Regions from separate parts of the Homo sapiens genome. Here region 1 is linked to region 2. A link is a loop called in an ENCODE intact Hi-C map of the cell type or tissue named here. Cell type or tissue: PC-9. All regions are shown on one strand. Links, peaks and the distances in the headings refer to the core of each region. The heading gives the core; the rest is flanking DNA.

Region 1 (15,949 bases), core at 3,875-11,874, 65 kb after region 2:
GAGAAATTTTTCTTTGCATTCACTACTTGGTTAACTGGTACAAAATACCTAGCTTTTTGGCCTGTCTTGGCTTTCAATATGTCTTCCTCATTATGCTTAATCGCTTCTAGCTTTTGATATAAAATGAGAGATGTGCAACTTTTCCTTTCACTTGGACACTTACAGGGTTATTACTTGGCTAATGTCAAGATTGTGTCTCAGGGAAAAGGGAGGCTATACGAGAGGGAGAGAGATGTAGGAATGGCCAGTTGGTAGAGCAGTCAGAACACATACAACATTGATTAAGTTTGCTGTCATGGCTGGGCGTGGTGGCTCACGCCTGTAATCCCAGTACTTTGGGAGGCTGAGTCAGGTGGATCACTTGAGGTCAGGAGTTCGAGACCAGCCTGGCCAACATGGTGAAACCCTGTCTTTACTAAAAATACAAAAATTAGCTGGCCTGGTAGTGGGTACCTGTAATCTCAGCTACTTGGGAGGCTGAGGCAGGAGAATTGCTTGAACCCAGGAGGCAAAAGTTGCAGTGAGCCAAGATTGCGCCACTGCCCTCCAGCCTGGGCCACACAGTGATACTCTATCGCCAAAAAAAAAAAAAAAAAAAAAAAGCTTGCTGTCATGTGGGTGCAACTTGTGGTGCCCCAAAGCAATTACAGTAGTAACATCAAAGATCGCTGATCACAGGTCACCACAACATATATAATTGTAATGAAAATATTTGAAATATTTTGAGAATTACTGAAGTGTGACACAGAGACACGAAGTGAGCACGTGCAGTTGGAAAGTTTGTGCTGATAGACTTGCTCGACGCAGGTTTGCTGCAAAACTCCAATTGTAAAAAAACAAAAAATGTTATTATCTGTGAAGAGCAGTAAAAGGAAGGGCAATGAAGTGAGGTATGCCTGTACTAGAGTTTGTTTGTGTGTTTCTGCCCAAATGGTTGAATGCTGTTCTGATTGTATTTGGCATCGAGCTAATCAGAGCTGTCGTAAGGGGAACTATGGTTTTGGAGTTTGTTGTGCTTGGCAATTCTAAGGAAAGTAGCCATTAGAGCAGAAGAAAGTGACCTTACAAACTGATGCTAAAAATATCCCCGGTCTACATAAAGAAAATACACACAAACCTCTCATAGCCTTTCTTAAAGAAAGAGTAGAGTTACCTTTCCTAGATATCAAACATTCAGTCTCTATACTGTCCTTTGGTGATGGGATTTTTTTCTCTGCCAATCTGCATTCACTGCTTATTTTAAACTTTGGAAATGAGCAAGCGAGGGCTGAGAGTGAAGAAGCTGAACACATAGCAACATTTATGTGGTTTTGTGCACCATCAAGTAACAAACTGTAGCTTTTGGATCTCTGGACATCTACTTTTGCACTGTAATAAAATAATTCTAGGGCACAATTTCAAGTTATAGGACAATGATACTCTGTGAGTTTCAACAAGAGGGGAAAATGAAAAAGGATGTTTTTAAGTGAGGGTAGAAACACTTTCAAAATGAATGAAACTCTTTGAATTACAGTGTACTGTGACATAAAGAAACAGTTGTGGGTCAACTTCAAAATTCTGGTGTTTTCATCTCTCGGAATTTCTTGGCAGTGTCTCCCACTTGAAGGTTTATAGTGAGTATAATGTACCATTTCTACTGATCAAAGAAAGTTACTTGGTGTCAAAAAGCTACTTGGGAACCAGCCTGATTACTGGGTTATTTCTTAATGAGTTCTGGCACATGGTTCTCATCTTTTTAAGAGGGAAAAGTGTAACTCGGCAGCACCAAGTGGAAACATAAGCATTTTGGCAAGTGTGGAGATGCAGCACAGCTGGATAAAAACTCCCTGCTTTGAAATCTCGTATCTCAAATGCTACATCCATTTTTAAGCACATTGCACTGTCAGTTCAGGTTTCAATATGAACAGGAACTGGGGCCATTCAATGATATAGTAATAAATCAAAGATTGGGATCTATTCACTGGATTGCTTGCGCTCTCTTTTTTTTCTTCACAAGTAATTTGTGAGGACAACAGGTGAGGGACAATGAAGGAGGAGAATATGATGCATGGGTGTTGCGCTGTCGGCGGAAACCTTGGCAAGCAGGACACTTAAGACAGTAATTTATCCTGTGGCATGATCTTCACCTCCTGAATCAGCATTCCTCTGGTTAATCAGGGGAACACAAGGCACTGATGGTTTTTCTTTTAAAAATGCCTTTTATTTTTATTATAAAGTAATACCTGCCTATAAAATGCAGGAAATAAAGGAAAATTTAATTGGTAAAGATGTTGCCTACTGCAGCTTTCAGCTTTCCATCTTTGACACACAATTGTCCCTGTAATCCAATACAACTTGAATAAAGACCTCAGTCTCCCAAGCATACAATCTAGTCCTTCAATGGCAGTCAACAAACATACAACAAGTTGCATACCCTGAGTCAGGCACTGGACTAGGTGCTGAAAATACAAAGGGAACACAGATTTGGTCCCTGACACACAAATCTTAATGGAGAGTGGAAAATTATGAGCAATTAAACTAGTGACTAAGTCTGGGAAATTACTGGATATCTGAAGGCTGAATGAATCTGTATAAAGACTAAAAGAGAAGAAGTGTAGAAGTGGCATGTGTTTTTTCTATGAACACATGTGTTTTCTATGAATCTTGGCTTCCTCACCTGTGAAATGAGGAGGTTAGACCAGATGGTTTGCTGGATGATCAACTTGTCCCGGCTTGCTTGGTACTTTCCCAGTTTCAGCAGTGAAATGTCCTAGGAATCTTTTTAGTCTCTGTTTTAAAACTGAAAGTCCCTTGTCCTGGAGACCCCAAAGTCCTGGGAAAACTAAGAGGGTTGGCCATCCTATTTATATGGTTATTTCTAGTTCTCATATTCCATGATTGTATTTTGAGAAAGAGTACTTGAAGTTTATGATATGGCCACAGGGTAAGACAACTTAGATTGAAATATAAGTACATTAGCAGTACTATTATTATGTTTTTAATCCTAAAGTGTGATTTATTTAAACACATTTTGGGCAAAACAAGCTTTGTGTTCTAGCTTATGACAAAAACATTAGTATTGTATTTTTGGGAAAATAAGTTTTATTCTTCCAAGAAAATATCTCACAAATAAATATTTGCAAGCACTTTGCAGGGTCACAAAGTTTTATGCAAGCAGTTATCTTTGTTGTGATTCTCAGTTGTGTCCTCTAAAAGTCTGGTGTAGTGGAAAGAGTACTGGCTTTGCAGTCAGGCAATTTTTGTTCTTTTACTTACTGACCATGAGAGCTGGAGAAAATAACTCCTCTGTGATACAGTTTCTTCTTTTATAAAATATGAATAATAATGGCTACCTGGTAGGGTTGTTAGGAGAATCTGAGTACATGGGCATGTAGAAGTGCTCAATGCAGATTTTTTTTTTATTTCTGTAAACAGTTTGCTTTCTGTTATACTTAAAGGGATCTGGATGTGTTTGGGATTCAAGTGAGAGAGATGATCTTTATAGGAGTGTATCAACAAAATCTTGACTATGAATACATATATCCGCAAATACACAAGTATATACATATACAAATATATATTCCTCATTAATATTGCACAAAAGAGCCAAGCCATGTCCTAAATGTTACTACTGAAAATTAAGATCCAATCTAGGCCATAGAGTCCTGTAAACCCCATTTAAAATAGGGTTGAAAATTTGACTATTATAATGAGGTAAAAATGGATTTGACTTGTCCAATAGCCATTAAGTCTAATGATTTATTTGTATTTTAAAACACAAAAAAAGGACTGGATATTTGCAGGTGGTACCTTACTGAATGCTGATCCATAGGTTACTCTAACAAGGGTAATTTTACATTTTAAATAGTAACATTTAAAGTCAGAATTCTTAAATGTACACCAAGAATGATGGCTAATGAGTAATAACAGCTTAAGTTAAAAAGCTTAACAATAAGTTAATTCTTGTGTGCATTTATTACAAACACTACTGTGAGAAGTAATGGCTAAAGTAAAAAAGAGGGCAGAAAAAAACATCTGATGCTATAATGCGTCTAAATAAAGAATGTGAAACATAAAGTTTTGTTCTACATCTTCACTGGAGATTTTAAAGGGCAAGGAGACCTAGCTCCTTGAGATGTATAACTATTTGCTGACAAGTTGGAGTGTCATTAGCCAGTGTTCTAGAAAGTGAATAATATAATCCCCCCCCCCCAGCTCTACATTGATACATTTCTTAGCTAGGAGACAAATGTTAGTTTGTATTTCGTAGACCAAACTATTTTAACATCTCCATTTTCATTTGTCTGTATAGACAAAAATGTTTGGCCTACAAAGACACAGCCGTGAATATTGAATGACCCAGTTCAGTATCCATTACCTGAATGTTGTTGTGTCCCCACTGTATGCAGGGGAGATGTGGTAGGCATCGGGATGGATGATGACGATGATGATAATTAAATGAGTGAACAGACAAACAAACGGCAGGCATATTTCCTATCCTCTTAGTGTTTACAGTTTTGCTGCAGAGGAATGATTTTATGAAATAACATAAGTAATTTAGCTGAGATTATTTAAGCATGAGTTTTTGGAACATTTTCCCCCAGAATCAAAAAAGTAGGGTCAGTGCCAAAGCAGCCAGTTCCAAAGCGATGCTCTAAAACCTTAGAAGTTTCCTTGGAGTAACAAAAAATTTCCAGGAAGTGAAGCAGTTTATAAATAGTTTCAGATCTTTGTGGAAATACACAGAGAAACTGGCAGAAAATGAATCCATGGAGATTTTGACAAGACCCCTCTAAGCAAGATCTAAAGACAACATCAGATGGAGTTGTCTGTGGATTATGTACGTATTGTCAGAGACATTCATGCAAAATAATGGGTTTGGTGGTGACAGGGTTACAGCCACAACAAGAAAGTGAGATACAGTTAGTGGAATTCTCAAGTGCTCTCTTAGGATGAATAAACCTTAAGAAAGAACACCCTGCTTTTGTAACAGATGAAGAAAGGCTATGGAAGAGACAGATTCTGGTAAGACAGAGCATTCTCTAACACTAAAGATGACATTTCTGATCTATGGGCACGGGCTTTCACATGGGTTAAATGGGTGCAGCAAATAGTGTTTCAGCTGTTTTTGGATTAAATGAGTTGTTCAGGATTTGTAGTGTAACGGGCATCCATGGAAAACATTTCAGTATTTTAGAGAGCCGTACCTTCTATGTGTCTCAACAGTGTTATTTGAGGGCTCTCTAGGAAGGCTTCCCTTATCTAATTCTCTCTCAAACTTTTGAATAAAAGTCCTATTATTAGCAATTCCTGTGTGGTGACCATCATCATTTCCCTTTGTCTCTTTTTGAAGATGAATAATTGCAGAGAATGGAAGTACCCTTTCTCCATCACACCTTGGATCAGTGCTTATTAGATCACTTTCCTGATTGATGACAAAGATGGGAAAACTTGAGAACACTTCTCAGTATAGAAGGAGGAGGGGTGAAGAGAGGCTGCAGAAATGGTGTTAGAGTCCTGGATGACAACAGTGCTGGCTTATCAATGTTTTCAGGGCACTGCCGAATGAAACATGAGATTTGTATACAAGAACTTGAGAGCTAAGAAATGTTTACTTTGCCTAGGAAATACCCACTGGGATATTGTTAGGATGGAAGTAATGAGGAAATAATAATGATGATAATATACTTTTTAAATTCTCTCAGCATTGTTGAAAAATATGATTATAACATTGCAGTGGTGGACAACTTATCAATACCAACCTCCATGGAAATCTAGGTCAAAGAAAACGTAACCACAGGGCCGAAAAAATAAATCCATGAGATGGCCTTTAGCAAGGTCACAGAAGAAAATAATTTCCAGCCCTGAGAACCCCGTGATTTCCTTCTTGTTTCTTTTCATCTTTATCCATTCTGTATTCCAGTATTTTGTATCTAGTGTTCTTCTCCTAACCCTATGCCTTTCTCAGTATGGATATTTTCGGTCTAAGACCTGAGGATATTGCCACTGTTTTGGTGATTGCTTTTGCACTTGTGTAGCAGCTTTTAAATTCCCATCTTTTTTAGCAGCTGCAGCCAGACAAACATATGAGTCAGTGGGAGGGGTTTAGAGGAACTGGCTCAGTTCTCAAGGGAGCAGTAACCTTTTGGCAGTCCAACAAAAAGAACATTTAAAGTCCAGTGACTGCAAAAGCTCTCTCTGTACATGTGATAGCAACTGCAGTTTTCCCAAGGTCTACTAAGGGTTTTTTCAGGAAGAGTCAGGTTTCTGCCTATAGAGAGACACATTCCTGAAGGCTTAACTCTGACCTCATAGCTCAAGTGGATACAAAATAAAATCTGGAGACAGCTGGGAAGTGATAAAGGGCAAGGAAGAAATTTGGGGATATGAAAGTGACAATGTTTTATTAAATGTTCTCACTGGGTTTTGTTGCCTGTATACCCTACAGCGCAAATAATGAAGGACAGCTAATCTTTCTTTTTTCAGTACTAGTTCAGGGTACAGGATCTTTCTCTCTACTGTGTTCACATAAGAGATTCTCCAAGAATTGTTTCCCTACCTGGTGGTCCTTGAGAGCCTCTTAGAGGAATGGGCATTTTCAACTCAATCCTTTTCACCTGTTCATCCTCAAGCAGAGGTCCACAGGCTGGGATGTGCCTGTGTCTGAAACTTCTACTTTAAGCAACTAGTTGCTGATATTTGACTTTTTACAAAAATGCCAATTTGATCAACTTAAGAGGAATACAAAGATAAGAGTGGCTTGTTGATTTCTGCAGGAAACCAATAAATGATTCCTTGTTTCTCCGTTTCCTTGCATTGTTCTTCCCTGTACATTATTTTCTTTCTTCTTTATTGCTTATCATAAAAAGAAGAGTAAGGGGGTCTTATGTGGAAGGGATGAATAATAGAAAATTATTTTTGTGTCAAGTAGAAACAATAGATTCTTTTGCTAATGAAAATTTAGACAATACTTTCTGTGATACACATTTTGCTGAGATAAAATGTCACAATCAAGAAGTCCATTTACACTGAAATAGGCAACCTAATAGTATCTTAATTAACATAGAAGAAAGTGGTAATTAGAGGTCATTTGGAAAGCTGGAGACGGTGTCCCAATGAGACTGGCAAGTTTTACTTCATGACTCAAGGTACAAGTCTGGGTTCTTAGTTGCAACTAACAGAAAACCTCTGTCCAACATAGGCAGAAAAATTATTTGTTGGAAGGATATTGAGTTTCTTACAAATTGGTGAGAGGACTAGAGATCAGATTTAGAAAGAGATTGGAAATCAAGGGACAGTAAACAGCTGAGGATCCAGCTGAGCTCACACCATTGAAGCAGGCTGTTGAGGATCAGTCACTATTCCTGCTGCCATTTCAAGTGCTGCTTCTGGCAACACACCAGTGTACTGCTGGCCACTAGCCTCTGGCCTCTGCTATGGGGGGCCAAGAATATCTCTGACTCTTCCAGCAACTTGGCATCTCTCTCTCTCAAGAATCAAAGGTCTACTCAAGAGCATCTAATTGATTGAGCCTAGGTCACATGCCTTTTTCCAAACAGCTAAGAGTGGTGCCCAAGGCTGGGTGGAGGGTTGAGGGGAAGGAGACTGGGAGGTGGCATTTTCATTTCCAACTCGATTTGATCCATGTACTCATCCTCCAGCAATGATAAGAACCCCCTTATTTTTTTTAGCCTGTTGGAGGTAATGACATCTACCCTTCTTGTACTTTTGCAGTACTTCATATATTGGTCTTACTGTATTGTTCTATTTATAATTTATATGTGTGTTTTTCCCCACCTGACAGAATTTATGGAGAAGAGGGATTGTGTTGTGTTTTTAGCATCATAACCTACAGTGCCTTACATGCATTAGGTGCTTAAAATATATGGGTTTAATAAATTATGTTTAATGATGATGTCGCAGGGAAACCTAATATAATGCTAATAAATCATAGCAACAAATGTTGAAAGAGTACTTGTTATATACTGGACATTTTCTTATTTCATCCTTATAACAATCCTATGAAGTAGGTTCTATGCTTTTTCATTTTATGCATGAGGAGCTAAGGCTCAGGTTAAATAAGTTGTCCTTGTTTATATAACTGAAACTGACAGGGCAGATATTCTAGCTAGGGCGGTCAAATTCCAGAGCCCATCATCAGAACTGTACTGCCCCCTGGAGGTAAATCACAGAGAAGAGGAAGATGGATCCAATCTTAGAGAACAGAGACCACTAGTTTGCTATATTCTCAATAGATGTTCACTTAGAGTGTATGGTATTTATTTGATAGGAATCAAGGAATAATTTTATATTTACTGATATAAATGAAATCTTATTTTGAATTTAATATTGTTCTAAAGTAATAGGCATTGCATAGTAACGACTAAAAAAGCATTCCTTTTTTGCAGCATTCTAGTTATGTTTGCCTCATAATATAATAAATATAAATAAATATTTATTATGTTATATATTTTATATAAATAAATATTTATTAATAATATAATAAATATTAATAAAATAAAAATAAATATAAATAAATACATCTAAATATAAATAAATCCACATGAATATAGAATATTCATATGAGAATCTTTAAATTTTGTATCTCACATCAAAATTTTTTTATTTAATTATCTAAAGTCATAAGACAGAACTTCATATTTTACTCCAAAACTTAAGAATTTTGATTACTTTTTCTTTTCCATCAAAGATTTTCTTGCCTAAATATGAATAGGCTTATAGTATAAAGTAACAGTATCCCATTTTTAAGGCGTAAATGTATATATTTTTATTTTTAAGCTGAGTTGTATCTGAGAAAGAACATATACTTTCATCAGAAATGATAAAAACGTAGTTTGGGGAACTGTTACTACAAAAGAGCAGCACGTCTGACTTTCATGTACTGTAAGTTCAAAGAGACTGTTTCATGCTGAGTAAGCACAAAAGAAGGATTGGTCCTTGGAAAACACTGAAAGCAGCTCTTCTCTATGAGACTTAAGAAAACAGAATCAAGTGAATCTAGAAAGAGTTACCAATCTGAATTTAAAGGTGATTGCTTGTATTTTTCTAATTAAAATTTTTTTTGTCTTTCAAACCAATATTATTTTATTTAGTTATTTTTAATTTTTAAATTTTATTTTAGGTTTGGGGTACATGTGTAGGTTTGTTATACAGAAAAATTGCATATCACTGGAGTTTGGTGTACAGATTATTTCATCACACAGGTAATAAGCATAGCATCCAATAGGTAGTTTTTTTATTCTCTCCCTTCTCCTACCCTCAAGTAGGCCTGGCGTCTGCTGTTCCCTTCTTTGTGTCCATGTGTTCTCAATGTTTAGCTCCCAATTGTAAGTAAGAATATGCAGTATTTGGTTTTCTGTTTCTGTATTAGTTTGCTTAGGATAATGGCCTCCAGCTCCATTTATCTTGCTGCAAAGGACATGATCTCATTTTTTTTATGGCTGCATAGTATTCCATGGTGTATATATACCACATTTTCTTTATCTGTTCTACTGACTGTTGCTGGGTATTTAGGTTGATTCTATGTCTTTGCTATTGTGAATAGTGCTGCAGTGAACATATGTGTTCATGTGTCTTGATGGTAGAATGATTTATATTCCTTTGAGTATATACCCAATTGGGATTGCTGGGTTGAGTGTTAATTCTGTTTTAAGTTATTTGAGACATCACTACACCGCTTTCCACAATAGTTAAACTAATTTACATTCCCACCAGCAGTGTATAAGTGTTCCCTTTTATCCACAACCTTGCCAGCATTTGTTATTTTTTGACTTTTTAATAATAGCCATTCTGACTATTCTTATTAATAATTCTTATTCTTGTTAATAATAATTATTATCACCTAGATGGTATCTCACTGTGGTTTTGATTTGCATCTCCATAATGATTAGTGATGTTGTACGTTTTTTCATATGCTCACTGGCTGTGTATATGTCTTCTTGAGAAGTGTCTGTTCATGTCTTTTGACCACTTTTTAATGGGTTGTTTGTCTTTTCTTGTTAGTTTGTTTAAATTCCTTATAGGTTCTGGATATTAGACCTTTGTTGGATATATAATTTGCAAATATTTTCTCTCATTCTGTACCTTGTCTGTTTACTCTGTTGATAGTTTCATTTGCTGTGCAGAGTTTCTTTAGTTTAATTAGGTCCCATTTGTCAATTTTTGTTTTTGTTGTAGTTGCTTTTGGCATGCTTGTCATGAAATCTTTGCCAGGGCCTATGTACAGAATGGCATTTCCTAGGTTATCTTCCAGGGCTTTTATAGTTTTAGGTTTTACATTTAGTGTTTAATCCATCTTGAGCTGATTTTTGTATATGGTGTAAGGAAGTGGTCCAGTTTCAATCTTCTGCATGTGGCTGGCCAGTTATCCTGATCTGCTTGTATTTGGATAACAAGTTGCTAATGTGAAAAGATATCGTTATGTCATTATTTTTTTCCCGATATTTGAGGCATTTTCGCAGAAATATGCAGAAGTCATGCCATAATTTTTTTATGCCTTTTTGTATAGTTTTGGAGTAAATTTCTAAAAGGCTAAATTTCTACATATGGACTTACTCAAATTATAAATTTCAAGTAAATGGACAAATATTAAGGGCAGATATAGAAGAACAATTGATTTTGAGTAGGTTTGTGGGAAAGATTTTGTAGGTGATGGAAGATTGAGCATATTTGTAGTAGAGGGAATAGAGTTGTGGTGAAGGAAACAGCAAAGGTGTGAGGGAGGCAGGAGATTTGTTTATTAGGCTGCAGATTGTTGAAAAAAGTGGAAGAAAAATGATCAGGTTCAATAAAGGAGAGATGAGTGGTGGAAGCCAGAGAAGGGAGATACAAATATGAAAACTTTCAAGCTGGGGCATTTCCAAGAGATGATAGGCTGCAAAGTGGCTGAAGTGGATCATAGTTGTAGTTGTTTGACATTGAGAAGGTCAAGAAAAATGTGGTGGCAGATGAGGAGCTGTTGATTTTTGTCTTAGGTGGCTAGAGCTATTAAGGAATTTAGGATGTGTCCTGGAGCTCACCAGATGATGGAGATAAAGATGTAGGAAAGTGCATAAGGGAGCAAGTGTGCCTCAGCAGAGGATGCTCAGGGCTGGTGAAGGGCAATTTTTTGGCAGCAGCAGTGTAGAATATGCAACATGAACTCCTCCAGGCCACTGAATTAAGAGGAATGCAAGATAGCAGCTCCCACAGGATAGAAAACTGGGAGTGAGCATCATATAGGAAAATTGAGATGTCCAGTGCAGTCAGGAGAATGTACATCTTGTTTTGGTTGATATGGTTTGGCTGTGTTCCCACCCAAATCTCATCTTGAACTGCAGCTCCCATAATTCCCATGTGTCATGGGAGGGACCTGGTGGGAAGCAACTGAATCATGTGGTTAGGTTTTTCCCATGCTGTTCTCATGATAGTGAATAAGTCTCATGAGATCTGATGGTTTCATAAAGGGGAGTTTCCCTACATGAGCTCTCTCTTGCTTGCCACCAGGTAGCTGTCCCTTTGCTCTTCATTTGTCTTCCACCATGATTGGGAGGCCTCCCCTGCCATGTGGAACTGTGAGTCCATTAAACCTCTTCCCTTTATAAATTAGCCAGTCTTGGGTATGTCTTTATCAGCAGTGTGAGAACAGACTAATACATTGGTTCTGTCTTTAATTACTAACACTGTCAATGAGCACTAACAATGTGGTAGACATCATGCCGGATATTGGGAATTCAGAGATTTAAAACAATGCACCATTATGAAAAGTGGGTGCACGTTGAATACAGCTGAAGTTGGCTTTCAAATCTGACATAATCACCACCAGCTCTGTGGCCCCACTAAAGTTCTCAACTTCCCTGAGACCCAGTTTCTTCATGTATAAAATAAGAATACTAATAATTTACCTTTTAGGGTTGTTTTGAGGATAAAATATAAAGTAAATAAAAAGTCTATCATAGTGCTACCTGAGAGTTGCTATTATTATTGTTGTTTGTTATTGTTATTTTGGTTTCTAATATGATCATCTGTTGGCGCAGATGTATGTAACTAACAATAAGTTGGTAGAAAGACTTAGGTTAAATCCCCCCTGACAATTTTACTTTGGGAACTCTGGCATTGGGTTAAGATTTAACGAGCTACAGAGGCCAGGAAGTTTTGTCACTGAGATGAAATAGGGAGATAGATCACAGGTGGAGGTTAGTAACAACACTGCAGTTTGTGTAGTGATCGTGGGTGCAGCCTGGAAGTAAGGTCCATGGTCTGTCTTGGGAACACATTGGTAGAAGAAGCAATTGCATCAGAAACCAGAGAAACCATCTATCTGGGCTTCAGTTTCTCTTTTGTTGGAAAAATATACCTCCCTGCTCCTGTTTCATCATTGTGAAGATTACATGAGATAATGTAAGTGAAGGTGCTTTGACAACTGTGAAGGGTCTATCTATATCAGGATGATATGTTTATGAATATTTGTGGGCAGAATTTCCAGTGGCTGCTGTTTCCACCATCCTGATGAGACATGGAGAAAACGTTGTGCTGTTCTCTACAGGAGAGTAAATCCAAGAGTTAAAAAAAAAATTATTGAAACATTTGTGAATGGTAAGAAAGAAAAATTTTGTAGTTCTGAGGAGAGAGCTTCTCTGGTAACTTCTAGTGTTATTCATCACTAGAAAATATTTTGCTTAGTAACAAATACTGTAATAAGATGAAATGTGACAATTTTCTAAGCCATTCTTGGATTCTTCAAAGGAAAAAAAAACTTCCATTGTTTATTTGGAATAATATCAGAAAATAGAGCTTTCTTGTCTGCTAATATTTCTATTCAGACTCGTGTGGCTCTTCTCTTTAAGCAGCCAGCCATCATAGCACATGTTCATCCTTCCCTTTGCTTGTCTTTTTCCTGGTTGGAGCGGGTTCTCCTAATTTAGTTAGCTCTTTTTACGTTTGGCCTCCAAATGATTTGTTGAAACTACTTTTTTTTTTGAGATCTAGCCAGGCTATACATGGTGATAATAGGTAAAATGAATAAGTAGAAGACATTCTCCAGAAAATACTGCCCATTTTAAGACCAGATGTAAAAGATCAACATTCATAATGATCATAGCATAATGAATGTAATGATGTACTGGGTGCTGTTCCTGAAGTTCTGCATGTTTCAACCTGTTTAAATTCCTCACAACAATACTAAAAGCTGCTTGTTATTGTGACCCTATTTTAAATGTGAGGGGTTTGAAGTACAGAGAGGTAAAGTTACCTGCTCAAGGACTCTATCTAATCGGTAGTGCCAGAGTTGGGACTGGAACCCAGATAGTATAGCTTTAAGCACTAGGATATGCCTTTTTTTTTTTTTTTTTCAGTTTTGAAAGACTCACAGAAGAATGTTAAAATGGAAAAAATCAATCAATCAATAAAAGCGCTGGAAAGGATAATATATATATTTATTATATTTTAGAATAGGAATAGGAACACTTTTTTAAATTTGAAAGAGGTAAATATAGCACAATAATTGAAAATGTGTTTGATAAATTTATGCAATTTAGTAACCCAAGAGGTGATTCATACTGGAAACCTCCACTCTTTAAAAAAAGTTCCAGTGAAATAAATGTACATTTGGGTATCCTTGCTCTTTGGGTATACGTTCTCACTTTTTCAGGCTTATTTCAGGACCAGTCATTACGCTCACCTTTTATTATTGAGGTGCTATTGATAGAACCATAGTACTGCACTCAGAAACTGTTTTTTTGTTTGTTTGTTTGTTTGTTTGTTTTTGAGACGGAGTCTCTCTCTTGTCACCCAGGCTGGAGTGCAGTGGTGCGATCTCAGCTCATGCAACCTCCGCCTCCCGGGTTCAAGTGATTCTAGTGCCTCAGCCTCCCAAGTAGCTGGGATGACAGGCACCCACCACCACACCCAGCTAATTTTTGTATTTTTAGTTGAGACGGGGTTTCACCGTGTTGGCCAGTCTGGTCTCGAACTCCTGACCTCAAGTGATCCACCTGCCTTGGCCTCCCAAAGTGCCTGGATAAGAGGCATGAGCCACCATGCGTGGCCAACTTTTTGTTTTTTGTATACATATATTTAAGGTATACAACATGATGTTTTGATATATATAGCAAATATTGTACATAGTGAAATGATTACTACAGTCCTGCAAAGTAACATATCCATCTGTAGGAAACTTTTTATGCTCTGACTTGTGAGATCTTGTTAACTTCCTTGTGTGGGTTTGACTTTAATCTCACGTCTGTGTCGCCCCAGGGAAGTTTCTCCTAGCTTTTCAAAATCACTTTACTAGATTCTAAAAATAACTGCCCTCCCTTTGGCTTGAGAGACTAAATTTTGGGTGTCACCCATGCGACATTAAATGGAGCAATGATATTGTGACTGGCAAGAGGCAAGAGGCTTGGGTTTCCAGTGATTTCTATAATAGCTGAATTTATAGTTACTTATAAAGTACTCTAAGAAGGAACTTTTCATTATGAAGTCAGCATGACAGATTTTTGGATTTCTAAATCTGTCTTTGCAATATTATTCTGTGCTAGTTTGTTGAAATGTGACACTGCATCTTTCATTCAGAGATATGAGTACTGACTTGGCATCACTTGTAGCTGTGAATTTTTATGACATATCCATTTCATTTGAAATTATTTAAAAGGAATGGACTGGGCATGGTGGCTCACGCCTGTAATCCCAGCACTTTGGGAGGCCGAGGCAGGTGGATCACCTGAGGTCAGGAGTTCAGGATCAGCCTGACCAACATGGTAAAACCCCGTCTCTACTAAAAATACAAAAATTAGCTGGGTGTGGTGGTAGGCACCTGTAATCCCAGCTACTCAGGAGGCTGAGACAGGAGAATCACTTGAACCCGGGAGGTGGAGGTTGCAGTGAACCGAGATCACGCCATCGCACTCCAGCCTGTGTGACAGGGCAAGCACTCGTCTCAAAAAAGGATTGCTTTATTTTTTAAGTGATTTCATTTGTTTTTGGCCAAGTTTCTTTTTAAGGTAAGATTGTACAATTATTATATTAATAGGGCCAGAACAATGGTGTATTATTTTGCAAAATATTTTAGCAAAAGAAAGGGCCAAATGAAGAAAGTGATCATTCAGTAAGCTTGCAGAGACACACTTACGGTAAACTCGCTATGCAGTTACTCCTGTGGTGCTCCTGCTCTTTTGCCAGTAACGGGAATTTATTTGATTATATAGTTTAGAAATACCAAATTATGCATTCCAAATCATGTTTATTGAGATATGCCATGTAAGACAAATGGCCTGGTGTTTTGTTTAGAGCTTGGAAGCTGAGATGTTCCAGCTACAGTTCGGCGTTTCCCTAGGGGACTTGCGGGGAAATGGGACAGCCTAGTTCTCAGCTTCTGTGGCTGTAAGACGATAATTTCCAGCTGCTGTGGGAGTTGGACTGGTGGCCTGGCCCCAGGGAAATATCCTGGTCTCTTGGTTACGTCTCTTGCACCCTCTGGGGCTATATGCTGCATTCTCTCAGGCACATTTCATGCTCACATGAGAGGAAACCATCCTTATTGGCACTTTAAGGCATCAGGAAGCTTTTACAAATGTTGTCTCTGACAGCTTCGGAAGGGGCTTTTCAGCTGTCCCTGTGACCCCTGCTAGGCTAAACATATGTTTAAAACATGTGGAGGAATGGTCAGGTTTAGAGGCTCTGCTGTTGCTGCTCAGTATTATTCCTGGCTCTATTTTCTGCATGACTTGCCAACATTCTCATTGTGTGGGGCTTGCAGCTGCCACACAGTCATACATACTAGTCTCAATTTGGTGCTTCAGAGCTCCCAAAGATTCCACCACTTCTGCCAGAAGTCCTGCCGGTTGTTACCACCCAGAATGCTTTCAAGTTCGGAGACGAAGCTGGGGAGACTGCTTCTCTCTCTCTCTCCTCTCTCTCATTTAATTACATACTTCAAGTTCATGGAGAAAAGCTCTGTTAACTGCCTGTGTGG
Region 2 (15,949 bases), core at 4,618-12,617:
ACAAAAGTATTAACATTTGACAAAGTCCAATGTATCAATTTTTTTATTTTATGAATTGTCCTTTGATGTTACATCTAAAATCTCTGTCTAACCTCATGTCATGAAGGTTTTCTATGTTTTCTTCTAAAGTTTTGTAGTTTTATGTTTTGTATTTGTATCCAGGATTCACACTGAGTCACGTTCCAGTGTGGCTAATCAGGTCTCTTGATCCCTTAGCATCTAACGGCTTTGTAACATAGCCCTACAGAGAGCTTTTCAACAAGTCTTAATTGAGCCAAGTCCACTTCAGAGGTATTGAGGTTTGAGATTCATTTTTTGCATATAGATGTTCAGTTGTTCCCTTGTAAGAGGATTCTTTCTCCATTAAATTGCCATCACATCTTTGTAAAAAAAATCAGTTGGCCATATTTGTGTATTTGTGTGGGTCTGTCTCTGTACTTTATTTTTTTCCATTGATCTTTGTGTTTATCTCTTCACCAATAGCACACTGCCTTGATTATTATAGCTTTGTAGTAATTCTTAAATGACTTTCCAGTTCATTCTGCTGTTTCAAAATTGTTTTGGTTAGTCTAGTTTCATTGTCTTTCCATATAAATTTTAGAATCAGCTTGTATGTGTTTACAAAATCATGTTGGGATTGATTGGAATTACATTGGAATTGACACTTTTATTATGCTGAATCTTCTAACCCATAAACACAGTATGTCTCCACTTATTTGGGACTGCACTGACTTCTTTCCTCAGTATTGTATAGTGTTCAGTATAAAGGTTTTACAAATATTTTGTTAGATTTCTACCACAGATCAATTTTTGTGTGTCGATTATGTATCCTGAGACTTTGCTAAACCCACCTATTAGTTCATCATGGTTTTTTGTGGATTACTTTGGTGTTTCTTCACTGACAGTTTCATCTCTTGCACACAGGACCGATTTTATTTCTCCTTATCCAATCTTTATGATGTTGAATGGGAGTGATGGAAGTGGACATGTTTTTGTTGTTCCTGATCTAAGGGGGAAGGTATTCAGTCTTTCATCAACAAATATGATGTTAGGTAGAGGTTTTTATTGTTTTTGTTGTTTTTTGGTAGATGCTCTTTAGCATGTTAAGGAAGTTTTCTTCTATTCCTACTTGGCTGATAGATTTTTTTTTTTAATAATTAAGTGATGGTGAATTTTATCAGATGGTTTTTCTGCATCTTTAGTATGATAATATGGTCTCTCTTCTTTAGACAGTTAATGTGGTAGATATATAGTTGGCCATGGTATCCAGTGGTCATTATTTCTTTTATATATTGCTGTATACTATTTGCTGATATTTTGTAGAGAACTTTCATGTCAGTGTTCAGGAGTGAATGATTCTGCTCTGTAGATTTATTTTACTTTGTTGACCTTTTTGTCTGGTATTGATATCAGAGAAATTCTGGCCTCATAAACAGATTTGGGAAGTGTTCCCTAAGCTTTTATATTCTGGAAGAGACTACAGAATTGATGCTATTTCATCTTTAAATATGCAAGTGAAATAATCTAAGCCAAGAGATTTCTTGTTTAAAAGATTTTTTTCATTAAAAAATTCAGTTTCTTTAATAGTTATAAGGTTGCTCAGGAATATTGATTTCATCTTGGATGTGTGTTGTTGGTTTATGGATTTTGAGATATTGGTCCATTTCATATAAATTATTGAATTTATATATAATTAATTGTCCATAGCATTCCCTTATTTTCCTTTTAATTTTTGTAGAGTCTGTAATGATATCCCCTATTTCACTCCTGTTGTTGGTAGTTTATGTCTTCTCTCTGTTCTTCTTTTTCAGTTTTGCTAGAGCTTTATTAATTTTATTAACCTTTTCAAAGGTTAATAAAAACTAATTTTTCCCCTCTATTTATTTATTTATTTGAGATGGAGTTTCGCTCTGTTGCCCAGGCTGGAGTGCAATGGTGTGATCTCGGCTCACTGCAACCTCTGCCTCCCAGGTTCAAGCAATTCTCCAGTCTCAGCCTCCCAAGTAGCTGGGATTACAGGCACGTGCCACCAAGTCCGGCTAATTTTTTTGTATTTTTAGTAGAGACGGGGTTTCGCTATGATGGCCAGGCTAGTCTCAAACTCCTGACCTCAAGTGATCCATCCGCCTCAGCCTTCCAAAGTGCTGGGATTACTGGCATGGGCCACTGCGCCTGGCCGGGTATAATATATTTTTTAACTTTCCATGAATTTTCTCTTTGACCTATGGGTTGTTTATTGCATGTTAATTTCCAAGTGTTTAGAAATTTTTCGGTTATCTTTATGTTACTGATATCTAGTTAAATTCTATTATGCTTAGAGAATATATTTTGTATGGTATCAATTTTTTAAAATTTAAGTTTTGTTTTGTAACTCAGGATATAGTCTATATTGGTGATTATTCCATGTGCACTTGAAAAATTGTACTTTGCTTTATTTGATGAAGTTTTTCATAAATATGAATTTAATCCACTTAGTGGATACTGTTACTCAGTTCTGCATCCTTTCTGATTTTTGTCTGCTTGTTCTGTTAAATACTGAGAGAAACTGAGGTTGTCAAATATAATTATGAGTTTGTTTCTCTTTCTTTTCTGTCAGTTTTTGCTTCACATATTTTGATGCTCTGTTGTTATGTCCATATTCATTTTGAAGTGTTTTGGCTTCTTGGTAAATTTATCTATATTAATGTAATATCCCTTCTTATCACTTTAGCTTTCCTTTGATTAGTGTTTACATGATATACTTTGTCCATCCTTTTACCTTTAACCTGCCTACAGTTTTTCTCTGTAAATCTTTCCTGACAATCTCTATGTGTTTAGACTATGTACCTTTAATGTAATATTGGTATATTTGGATTTAGGTCTACAATTTTATTTTATTTTTTCTATTTTTCCTTTTCCATATTCTGCTATTCTGTTTCTCCTTTATGTCCTTCCTCTGGATTATATAAACTTTTGTAGTATTCCATTTAATTTATCTATTGTGTGCTTGACTTTCTCTTTTTTTTTTTTTTAACAGTTTAGGTAGTGGTCAATCAAGAGGTATGCATATTTAATTTTCATGATCTCTTTAGAATCTATATTTTACCACTTCAGTTAGAATGAAGAAAGCTTAGCACCATATAGGTCCTTTAATATTCCTCAATTTATGTTGTACTTTCCCCACATATTTCACTGATGTACATTAAATAAATCATCAGATAATATGACAATTTTGTTTTTATCTATCAAATGTATTTTTAAGAGCTCGAGAAGTTATATTTACCCAAGTATCTACCATTTCTGTTGCTTTCTCTTTATTCCTGATATTCAAAGTCTTCCTTTTACTTTTCATTTTACTTTGATCTGAAAAACTTCCCTTAACAATTCTTTTGGAGTAAGTTTTCTAGCAACAAATCCTCTTGGTTTTCTGTCATGTGAGAAAGCATTTATTTTTTCTTTATTCCTGAAGGAAACTTTTGCACTTGAAAATGTTGAGTCACTTCTTCGTGGCCTCTATGATTTCAGTTTAGAAATCCACTGTCATTTGAATTATTGTTCCCATTTTCTAGTTAATGTCTTTCTTTCTCACTGCTTAAAAAAATCTTTTTTCTTTATTTTTAGTTTACAGATGTTTGATTATAATGTATCTTGGCATGGAATTCTTTGCGTTTATTCTGTTTGGGGTTGACTAAACTTCTTTAATCTGTAAATCTGTGACTTTCATCAACATTAGGACATTTTCAGCCATTATTTCTTCAGATATTTTTCTGCACCATCCTCTTTTTCTTTCCTTATGGGATGCCAATTCCACAAATACTAGACCAAAAGGTACCGTCCCCAAGTCCTCTTTCCTGTCACTTCCATTCTATTATTGAGCCTATCCAGTAAGTATCCTGCCCAGTCTTATATTAGCCTCAGGTTTTACATTTTCAAACAAGTATTTTTTTTTAATACATGTAGCCAGCCAGTTAGATCAATAAGGGAAAACTATGTGTGCATGTTGTGGTTTGTGAACATGTCCACAAACTTTTTATCACTTTTTTTTTTTTTTTTTTTGAGATAGAGTCTCACTCTGTCGCCTAGGCTGGAGTGCAGTGGCGTGATCTTGGCTCACTGCCACCCACACCTCCTGAGCTCAGGTGATCCTCCTATCTCAGCCTCCCAAGTAGCTGGGACCACAGGCATGTACCACCACACCCAGCTGATTTTTTTGTATTATTTTTTGTAGAGATGGGGTTTCACCACATTGCCCAGGCTGGTCTCAAACTCCTAGACTCAAGCTATCCGCCTGCCTTGGTCTCCCAAAGTGCTGGGATGACAGGCATAAGCCACCATGCCCGGCCTAACACTTTTTTCATCAAAAGGTTTGCTTTAACTACCCTCCTCTTTAATATTGTTCAGTGTTATATTTGTCATTTGCATCTGACTAATAGAATGCATTGAAAAGTAATGCTGTGTCACTACCACCACAGTCAGGCTAAAAAAGTCAGCAGCTTCCTTGTGGCTTTCCTTCTTGAGAAACTCATCATTGGAAATTAGCCACCATGTTGTGAGTGCACATATAGACAGCACGTATAGGTGTTTTAGCTGACATCCATAGCTAATCCAGAAGATGCTTGGCACATTATCTCTGCCAAGCCTTGTCAAATTTCAGATTTCTGGGAAATATAAATATTGCTATTATTTTATGTCACTAAGTTTTGAAGAGGTTTGTTACATAGCAAAAGGTATCTAGACTTTTGTGAAATAGAAGCTGAGTGTTTTGTTAAGCTCTGTTTTCTCTTGCTATGGAAGGAGTTTTATCACTTACTGTAGGAACAAAATACATATCTACTTATTTTATTGTTTTGTAATTTTTAAAAGATTTGGAATGAACTTGATGTATTGAGTGGATACTGTTTTGAATTGCCTCTTTTGAACTGTGACTGCATACTATGTACAGCAGAAAGGGCAAAATGAATATTTGGTAAGCAGGTAGGTAGACTATCAGAGATAGGATTGATCAAAGCTGTTTTTTTTTTTGTTTTGTTTTGTTTTGTTTTTTTTAATGCATTGAGCCTTTTGGCAGACTGCTAAAGCATATGGTGTTCTTTTCACTGTTTTTATACTTTGCTCTGAGGACACGATGGTCTAATGACCATGACCACAGATCTCTACAAATCAAGGCAAACAAGTGGCAACTATGCTCTTGCTTTCTGTTATGGTAATGATATCAATGTTGCCTCTGATAGTTAAATGCTACTAGTTGTTCTCCACTATTATGCAATTCTACCATCCCCACTGACACTAAGGATTCTAGTCCCAAGATAGCATCTACCCCAGTCAATCCTGGGCTACAAAGTAGAGTCACCCAAGAGTGTCTCAGTGATGCTGGTGTCCCCCTCACTGGTGCATTCCTTGCACCCTAAAGAAGGATGTGTCTTCCCTTTCCACGGAACATAATCAGGCAGTAGGTTCTCATTGCTCACATAATTAATCGATTTAAAGATGCCCATTTGATGATCATTTTGTTCCCTTTATCAACTCCCTGAACACAATCTGTCATCTCTAACTCATTTATTGTAAGACAGTGTCGTGTCCAAGCTCAAAAGAATCATTGCAGCGTCATCTTAGAACTGGCTCCAGGTGTCCTTGCTAGTACATTAACTTTTGAGAGAGTGCAACCATGTTAATCATCTGCCCCATTGTGAGGCTTATATTATGCCCCATATCCTCAGGTCTATTATTCTCAAGATCCACTCCCAGCTTTTGTCAGTACACATGAGCCAGGATTTGCAAATCTTTTGGTAAGCTATTTACTCTTGTAGCAAGAAGTATTCTTCCTTGCTTGGACTATGCTGAGGTCTTTAGCTACTGGCCGGGAGTCAGTGAAGGGAAGGGGAGTCAATGAAGGGAAGTGAGGGCAGGCCTTAAGCATTATCTTACAAGCATCTACTTTAAGATCACTGCATGGTCTCCTGGCAATAGAAGGCTGCTTTTCTAGCAAGGGGCAGAGACTACTTTTGATGACCTAGAGTTTAGGATAAGCTGGGCATTCTAGGCTCTCAGTCATACCTACATATCCCGTTCTTTTCATTACATTTACCCCATACCATTCAAGTGATATAGATGCAGCATACGCCTTTCACCTGTACCACATCCCAATATGCCATAGATAAGCCTCTTAGTCATTGTGAGGCCACAACAATCTAGGAGTTAGCTCCTTTCCCAACACTTGCCACATGTGACAGTTGCTATCTGACTGTTTAGTAATTCAGTTTCAAAGTCTATAATGAGGGGCATTTTTCTAGAGCCTCTTCCCACACCAATGCTTAAATTGGATTGTCATGAAATCAGAGGCTGAGATAATGACTTGGTGCAGGTAGTTTATTTGGGAGATAGTCCCAGGAAACAGAAGTGAGACAGTGAGGAGAATAAGACAAGAAAGAGAGAAAAGCCAATAAATCTTACTGTGTTGGTTGCTGCTGAGAATAACTGGAACTCAATGCTACTTGCAAACTTCGAAGTTTATAGAATGTGCCTCAGAATAATCTTGCTAAAGAACTCGAGACTGGTCTGTTTACATAAACACTACTGTTTAGCATGGTTTGAGTGTTGTCCCCATGGTTATTAACCCTCCGCACTTCTGAGCTGCACCTTGCATCTACTGAGTGACCTTCCAAGACTTCAGATAAATCTTTAAAGCAAACAAAACAAAACAAAAACCACAGAGATGTCATACCTGCAGAGAGTCGCTGATAGTATGCATGGAATTGTTTATGTCAGCTGCACTGAAATCAGATGGACTGAGTAGAAATGGCTTTGGGCACTACCAGTGTCTATCATACCTACATTTATAATGGAAGGAAATGCTAAATTTCAGTTTGAGGTTAGAATGGAATTTCTTTCCATCTAAGCTAACAGAACTTTTGGTATCCCATGAAAACCATGTCAAAAACTCTAGGCCTAGATTAGCTGTGGTGGCTCACGTCTATAGTCCCACCACTTTGGGAGGCCAAGACAGGTGGATCGCTTGAGTCCAGGAGTTCAAGACCAGTCTGGGCAACATGGTGAAACTCCATCTCTACAAAAAAAACAAAAATTAACTAGTGGTAATGGCACGCCACCTGTTGTCTGTGGTCCTAGCTACTCACAAGGCTGCGATGGGAGGATCACTTGAGCCCAGGAGGTGGAGGCTGCAGTGAGCCAAAATGGTGCCACTGCACCTCCAGCCAGGTGACAGAGTGAGACCTTGTCTCAAAACAAAAACTAAACCAAAAACAAGACAAACTCCTGGTCTAGAAGCTCAGTAATTGTGCATTCTCTTTCCTGGCATACTGGAAGCCTCATTCTTCATCTAAGTTGATCATGTGACTGGGTTCTAGCCAGGCTAGGGGACAGAAGCAAAGTATACTACTTCCAAGCCTAGCCCCTGAAATTATGCCACTCTTTACTTGACAGCCAAGAGAAAATTCAGTGTGAAGATGATGGAGTGACACAATAGAAGGAACCTGAATCACTGAATCATCACTTGGAAGAAAGCAGCCCAGACTAGTTACCCAACTCCCATCAGACAGTGACCAGAGTGAGAAATAAGCCTTGTGTATGGTGTGTGTGTGTGTGTATGTGTGTGTGTGTGAATTCGTGGGTATTTGGGGTTGCTTACTTTAGCAGATTATATTACTTTAGTTGACACAGTCAATGTGGTATCTTACATAAGATCGATACTTTCCTGATTTGTACTGCACTTTGGTCATTGAAGAAAGTATTAGTTATCACCTCTTTACCTCATAGGCATATGATGAAAATGGACAGAATCATGTTTGTGGTTTGCTTTTAGCCTTTTAAGGACTAGGCAGATGGTTAGCTCAAAGCAGTGGTATAATTATTTCCAGATAAATGATTCCTTTCCTCCTAGTTAGGGAGAATCATCCATTGCTATTTTGCACTTGCTGAACACAACTTGACAAAGAAATCCTCCTTCACAATCCCCAGATAATAAATGTGAGAGAAAGAACCAGTATGAAATACTGTCTGCTTTCTCTTTTATCATGGCTGGTTAAGAAAATGTCCTGGATATAATACATAGGAAAGACACACAGATAATCACTCATATTTTAGATGAATAAAAATGAAGCTTGTTTAATAATATGTCTTATCATTAAAAAAACGCAGAAGGGTACTGTCTATCCAGTGTCAGAGATGGACAGTGACAAAGAAGTAAGAATACTCCCTCTTGTGGTTCTTGAGAGAAATAATTCCTGCTACGAGATCATGTTGAGAAAACAGAGATACTGGATTCAAAGATCACTTCAGTGGATAATTAAAGCTTATCCTTTTCACTGTGACCTGATTTAATGAAGCTAAGTAACCATTTTAGGCTGGGTTGGTGTGGCTCTTCTGGAGAGTGTGAGCTTGCACCGCTAACCTCAGGGGACAACTAAACATGTGACAGGAGGAAAGGACTCTTCAACCTGAACTGGAAAAGAGATGCTTTCTACTTGGATTTTTTTCCCTGAAGGGTAAAAGAAACAGTCATTGTCACTAAATTTCCTTTTTCTCTAACTTGGATCTGGTTCCCCAATGTGGCCATGTACTTGCACTTGGGGAAGCTTTGATTTAAGAGGAGTGAATTTGGTTTGGCACCCTATCTCCTCTAAAACACAGCTCATGCTATTATTTTGTGTGGGGGTATAAATGTGTTTCTCTGATATATGCTTTTCCCCTTTTCTAGGTGGAATCTTACTTAGCAGCTTTGTTTTTCTCGAGGGAGAGTTGATGCCCCCAAATAGGAATTTCCTCATTTCTTAAGGAGTAAAATAGGATGGCACAACTGGAAGACAGCACAGATCCAATGTCAGCAAACATTTGATGTGCAGTTGTGATTTGTTTCTCACAATTGGTATCCCTTACTTTTTGCTGCTAGTGTTTCACCATTAGAAATATGATATCCTCCAGTTATGAGGACGGTTGACATCTGCATGGGAAATCAATATCATCTATCTATCTATCTATCTATCTATCTATCTATCTATCTATATCTATCTATCTATCTCTATCTCTCCCTTTCTCTCTGCTTCTGTAGTTAAGAAGTACATATTGTTCTACTCTGCCCAGAGAGGTCCTGATTTATGCCACTGTCTCATTTGGTTTAAGATTTGTTCCTTTTTCATTTTTTCCAATGAAGAATATAATGATTTCAATTTTATTAATCACAAAATGTAACTTTAAGAACACTGGAGGTAATCTTATTTAAAAAAGATTTAAATATTATATTAAAAAACACATTCTTCAGAAAAATACCAGACATGATGTTAAAAGCAAAGAAACTGATTAAAATGCATTAATGTGTACCAAGAATAATTGTTCAACTTTTAGCATTTTAAATGTTCAACTAATCAATATAATAAATTTTTAAAAATTTTTGCAGCCTCTAAGATGGCCCCAATGAGACTCACCTCCTGATATTTATTGCCTCGTGTGATCTCTTCCCTGGCAACATTGAGGGCATATCATTTCCCTGATCCAAGTTACAAAAGACTGTGATTTCCATCTTGCTAGTTGACTCTCCCTGTTGATTTCTCCACATAATGCTTTAATGAAGCAAGGTGCCAGGTTGAAGAGGTCCCTTTAGCAAGGAATTGATGGTAGCCTCTGGTCAATAGCCAGTGAGGAACTGAGACCTTCAGTTCAAAAGCCTGTTGGCTGCTAACAACTAAGTGAGCTTGGAAGTGGATCCTTCCCCATCCAGCCTTCAGATGAGACCCCAGCTTTGTGAACACAGCCAAGGAGAGACCTTAAGACAGGCCCCAACTAGACGTGCACAGATTCCTTAGACATACACAGATTCCTAATCCATACAAACTGTGAGATAATACATATGTTTTGTCCTCAGCTGCCAAGTTTGTGGTTTATTTATTTATTGCACAGCAATATATAACTAATACAAGCTCAATCCCTTATCCCAGCCCAAATCCATTTCAGATTTTAACTTCACTGGGGTGAAGATTGAGCCCAAAGTGAGGCTTAAGCAGTTCTGTATTACCCCAAAGGTATAATAAGTATGTATTTAAAGATCAAGCAAAATAGAGGTAGTTTTTTTGGGGGGGATTTGAAATTTCAAATTCAAAATAATAAGCAAAAACACATTGGGGCTGGGTGTGGTGGCTCATGCCTGTAATCCCAGCACTTTGGGAGGCTGAGGCAGAAGGATCACTTGAGCCTAGGAGTTTGAGATCATCCTGGGCAACATACGGAGACCCCCATCTCTACAAAACATTACAAAAAAAATTAGCCAGGTGTGGTGTCCTGCGCCTATAGTCCCAGCTACTTGGGGGCGCTGAGGCGCAAGGATTGCTTGAACTGAGGAGGTTGAGGCTGCAGTGAGCTATGATTGTCATGCCACTGCACTCCAGCCTGGGTGACAGAGCGAGACCCTGTCTCAAAACAAACAAACAAACAAACAAACAAAAGAATCATTGGGGGAGTCATTATGAAAAAAATAAGGATTTTGTTGAAATGCTTCATATATATTTTATGATTAAATATTATTTATATTTACAATTACAGTTAGGGACACCACAATCTTTTTCATACCTAGAACCTCTAAAAATCTTAAAATGACTTTAGATTCTGGCATGGAAGAGCCAACACTGAAATGGACTTGAAAGTGCAAGAGGTTTATTGGAGGAGAAATGCCTATGAAAGATAAAACGGAGAGGAAGCAAGAGTGGGGAGGAAAAACCTTCATATCACGCTGTTGCTCTGACATGAAAGGAAAGAATGAAGAACTCAGATAGGGCAGGGGGAACCTCAAACCGTGATGCAGACTTGACAAAGTCTCAACCAATCCAACAATGGGCAAAGATTGTGAGCAAAGATTACCATTTGAGGAGTCTCACATGAGGCATTAAAGGCCAGGCCCTCACACCCACAGTGTGCCCAGTAATTGGCTGAAGCTTCTCAGGAAGAACACAACCTCAGCTAAAGGCTGAGGCATATCTTGGAGGTGCTAATGGTTGGCGAATTCTTGTTTAACGGGAGATTCAAGGAGCGCATATCCATGGCTGCCACAGGGCGTGGCATATTCATAGCTCTCCTCTGCTAATTTAATCTGTCTCCTGCTTATCCCTGAAAACTTACCTTGTTTTTGGTTTCTGTTTTTGTCTCTTTTTTTCTTCCCCATGGATTTTCTGTTTCTCTACAACTTAATCTTGCTTATGGCACTAATTTACCATTTGGGCCCCCGGGTGCCACATCGATTTAAAGTTTGGCTTTTCCTAGCAAACTGACTTAGTACATGTTCCACCTTCAAATTCCTAGGTAAGATAATTTGGTCAGGTAACCATACTGAGGCCATCAACTCTAATGGGAAAGGAGGGCCAAATTATTTGAGACACAGCTATTCTTTAGAGAGGCTACTAACAGAGTAACGGACAATTTGCTAATTTCTGTGGCTTAACATAATACAAGTTATTTCATTCACATGAGTCTAATGCAGATGTTGGGCAGTCTTCCTGAATGGCTCTCCTCCAAGTGCTGCTGTGTCAGAGACTCAGGCCTTCTCTCCTTCATAGAAAGCTCTGATATCCTCAACAAGGGCCTTTACTGTCGCCTCAGAGTGATGGATAGTGTGAAGAAGACACGTCTGCTCTCAACTGCCTCAGGCAGGAAGGCACACATCACTTTTGCTCACATTACATTGGTGCGAACTTGACATATGTTCCCATCTTACACACAAGAGGGCTGGAAATGTAGCTTACCAGTATCCCCAGGAGAAAACAACAACAACAACAACAACAACAACAACAAAACATTTGATAAGTATCATATAAGCTATAAGCTTCTGCCATAGTTTGCCCTTTTGGTCATCAAATACCAATTTCATGCTTCCTCCCACACATAGAATAAATGAGCCCCTTTCTTAAGTGGAAAACACAAGATCTCATCGAGTCAGTCCCTGCTTCTAGTTCTAGGTCCAAGATGTTCAAGTGATGTGAAATTCTCTCCTTTAGTCCTAGATGTGGCTCCTTATGGTTGTGTAGCCCATGATCTGAAAAGACAGTGATCAGTTTGCTACCCTCCATCCCCAATGCACAGTTAGTAAAACAGGCACAAGACAACCTGTAAATATTCTCATTAAAAAATTGGTAGAATGAAAGACACAGGAAAATCATTAGGCTATGGCAATTCTGAAATTCCACTTAGCCAATATTGTGAGGATTTGTCAGTCTGGAGTAGGAGAAGTCCTTTGATTAGTGCCAATTTCTACTGTCCTTGAGAATTTTTTTTTTTTTTTTTTAGTCTGTTGCTTTCTGTGACCCCTGGCTTTGCCCTCTAGCAGTTTCTTCCAAGTTTATTATTTTCCATGGCCTTCTCTGAACTGGGTATTAAGTGTAAGCCCTCTTTGGGAGTTATACAACTTTCCTAACTTTATTTGTTCATGGAAGTTAAAGGCTCAAGCTTTTTGTAAGTCTTGAAAGTCCGACATTTTAATTTCAGACTTCTGGTACTGGACAATGTATTTCTCAAAAAAATGTAGTAGCTTTCTACTTACTCATTTTCATGTGTTTATCAAACCCAAAGTACCTTCCTAGATATAGTTCTCCAGGGTGCTTTACTTTGCTTCTTCAGCTCACTGTCTCACATACTCAACTTAATGATGGCAACCTTGAAGCTGCCAGGCTAGAGTGGGAACACCAGTCTTAATATCTTTTTGCTGAAAGGCTGAGTCATTCTATCCAAGAGGGTACTAGGCTTCCCTCTAGGCTTCGTGTCTGTTTTTAAATATCATCTTCTATGATTTCAAGTTCAGAAATAGTTGACTTTTCCACCCAGCCAGCCCTTGACTTTCTGTACTCCTCATTCCCTTTAAAGTCTTTCCCCAAACTGGCCAGTCCTTTCCTGAGCTTTTTTCTTGTAATACTTTGCTGCCAGCAGTCAGTAACAACCAACGCATGCTATTCATTCTCCGTTTTCCAACCTCTCCCCGTAAACCTACTTGCTAAGTAGGTATGTAGTACGCCTTCCATTTTATGGCAGATGACAATTTTAATAGATATTATGTCACTGTATGGTATGACTCTGTAGGCATTCTGCCTGTTATCACTGTGTTCTTGCTCTTCATTGCCCACGTGCCAAGCTAGTGACACATATTTCATGTTTTTATTATAGCAATGCTCCATTTTGAAGTACCAATTTCAGTGGCAGGGTTAATAATACTGCTGTAACAAACAACCCCAAAATCTCAATGGCTTATTATAGTATAAATTTATTTTCCACGTAGGCAGAGTCAATTACATATGTTCCTGGTCAGGCAGCTCTCTTCCAAATGGTGACCCAAGGATCTAGACTTTCTATGTAGTATTTCTGCCATCTTCAAAATGTGGCCTCCAAGATTACCCTGTGAGGGGAAAAGAAACTGCCTCATACTGGATGAGACACATAACTTCTGCTTCTGTTCTGTTGGAGAGGCCTGTCATATGGGCCACCTGGATGCATGGCTATTGGACACCATCATTCAGCTGCTGGCCCAGAAATAAGAAACAGGTTTGGGGACTATGTAGTCAGTCTCTGCCACATTATCTCACAATAGGAGGAATGAAGAAAGGAGGCCATGGAAGACATATGCAGTAGAAAAACAAGAAAGGTGTTCTTTATACCTTATAGGCAAGGAAACTGAGGCTCAGAGAAGTTAAGAAAAATACCTATAGCTACCCAGTCACAAAAAGGGCAGAATTAGGCACCAAACATGAGTCTATGTGACTTCCAGTCCCAACACTTAACCATTACATCTCAAAGCTCTTTTGGTAGTTTTCAGCTATTAAGTACTATTTACGTCTTTATCTATGGTTAACAGAAGCTAAGATTTAAGTGATTTGGGTTATTACTTCTCATTTTACCTGAATTTTAATACTTGCACCTATTTTTTGGAAGCCATGGCTGGCTAAGCATAAATATGGAAATGATTTATATATACTTGTCTTCCAATAATTTAGATTCGATGTCAAATTTCTTCTTGTGAAAATTCATTACCTTAATTCTTCACAGACAGAAAATAGCCTCTCCTTTTCCCCATGTATCCACTTACTTTATTTTTCATTTTTGTTCTGATTTGAAACCACAGAGTTAGGAATGGACAATTATTATAGGATTATTATATCTGTTATAGGAGATTCTATCATTTTTCCTTGGTTAAGCATAAACATATAACCTGGTTGTGGCTCAGATTCCTTAGTTTTGAGGGGGAGTAGAATATAAACCTGGAAGGTATCTCTCCTCATGCCCATCATTCTCTTCTACGTAAATTATCTTGAGACTCATAAAAGGAAAATAAAATTCTGAAATTAAATTCTTCATTGCCTTTGTTGGCTGATTTTATCAACTGTCTATTGAATGAGTGGTTTAGTAGAACTCCTTAAAAACATACAATATACTGACCAATCTATTTGGCTATTTTCCACATGTTTTCAGAAGTCAAGACACAAAATCTAACTTGTTTGTTTTTGCCAAACAATGAACAGCATTATGTGGATCTTAGACTTTGAAAAAAAAATATGACACATATTATGTAGCCTGAGTACTAGTGCTGTGTCCTGCTTTTTGAAGTTACTTTCTGGCAAGGGTGATTTTATCCAACATCAGTTACCAATCAAAGTTGAAAAATATTAAAGATTGGTTGGTGGCCTTTTTTCCCACTTACATTTCTGTCTGCCTTCTTCACAGTTCAGTCAGTTCACAACTGAGCTGTGTGTTTAAAGCAAACTGGATGAAAAAAGTAAAAGGAAAGGTCTAAATCATTCCTTCCCATAATGCAAATGCCATTCTTGTTTTGATTCTGCTATTCTCCATGCTATATTTAGAAAACAAGGCCTAATTTTTTTACTTGGCTCTGGACCTGCAGATCTTCTTGCAGAAATGACACTGAATCGTTCTCTACCTGTCCTTTCTGGCAATGTGTTTTGGTTAATTGGTACTTTGCCCTTACTCTTTCCAAGCACAAAAACTCTGATGCTTGTCCTTTGAGGAAGCACAGAAACGAGAGAAGCATAAATCCCCATTTGTCTCAAATGACAAGTCAGACATTTAGCCGCTGAGCAAGAAACATGCTCTCTGTGTTCCTCGGAAAGCAGCAGCTCAGAGCGCTTGATATTCTCTGAGACAGGAAGCTTGGAGATTCCTTATCAATAGTATGTAAATAGAGTAAGAGAACAGGCTGTAGACTTAACTGGAATTCAGACAGGTCTGGGCGTGCCTGGTGTACTGGTAAGGCCATCTCCTCAAAAGAGTTTTCCTGAAGGACTGAGATTTCCGAGAAAATATTTGTCCTAAGAGAGGATGAGTCTGACTCTGTGATAAAGCGTTAGTTGTCTGCGTGATTGTGCGATTCTGTATATAGCATCAACATTTGTATTTTCATTTGACTTGTAGCAAAGACCCTATTATGTTTTGGTTGAAATACTATGGAGAGCAATGGGTCTATACATAAATCCCCAAAGATCTGATCTTCGAAAAATTCTTACATATAAATGCACAAACATTGCTTTTTACTGCACCTCTCCAAAATAGTGGGAAGCAGAGATGAAAGAGGATCTTCACACAGTAACTGGGAGGCAGGATTCTAAAGATGCATCCATACCCAAGATTTCTGACCTCTGCTTATTCATTCGAATACAAATCCAAGTACTTCTTTGAAGGAATTTTGCAGATGTAATTAAAGATGCATCCATACCCAAGATTTCTGACCTCTGCTTATTCATTCGAATACAAATCCAAGTACTTCTTTGAAGGGATTTTGCAGATGTAATTAAAGTCTCAAGTGAATTAATTGACCTTAAAGTATGGGGATAATCAAGGTGGGCCTGATCTAATCAGATGACCCCTTTTAAGGCAGAGTGTTTTCTGTAGGATCAGAAGAGGAAGTCAGAGATTTAAAACATGACAGGGAGTTGACGCACGGTTGCTGGCTTGAAGATTAGGGAGGGGCGGGTTG

Evidence for each region. Hi-C counts contacts between places; a loop is a spot of excess contacts. Peaks named below come from ENCODE experiments on the same cell type or tissue, not always from the same donor. Only the 100,000 strongest peaks of a DNase experiment are listed, where the experiment ranks them.
Region 1: a loop joins it to region 2, with 8 times the contacts of the local background. A loop is called at or near these places in 5 of 110 quality-filtered maps.

Annotation. Positions count from the first base shown.
Region 1 is chr3:107,198,517-107,214,465 of GRCh38, reverse strand. All of the region lies in intron 1 of LINC00882 (long intergenic non-protein coding RNA 882), which reads left to right. Among named protein-coding and RNA genes, the nearest start is that of LINC00882, 34 kb to the left of the region's middle. In PC-9, for the core only: CTCF peaks have their summits at 7,957 and 8,158 (motif pointing left); DNase peaks (open chromatin) are centred at 6,165 and 8,145; H3K27ac peaks cover 2,426 bases.
Region 2 is chr3:107,264,231-107,280,179 of GRCh38, reverse strand. The region is part of intron 1 of DUBR (DPPA2 upstream binding RNA); the gene reads right to left. Among named protein-coding and RNA genes, the nearest start is that of DUBR, 32 kb to the right of the region's middle. In PC-9, for the core only: CTCF peaks have their summits at 7,988 and 8,190; a DNase peak (open chromatin) is centred at 8,189.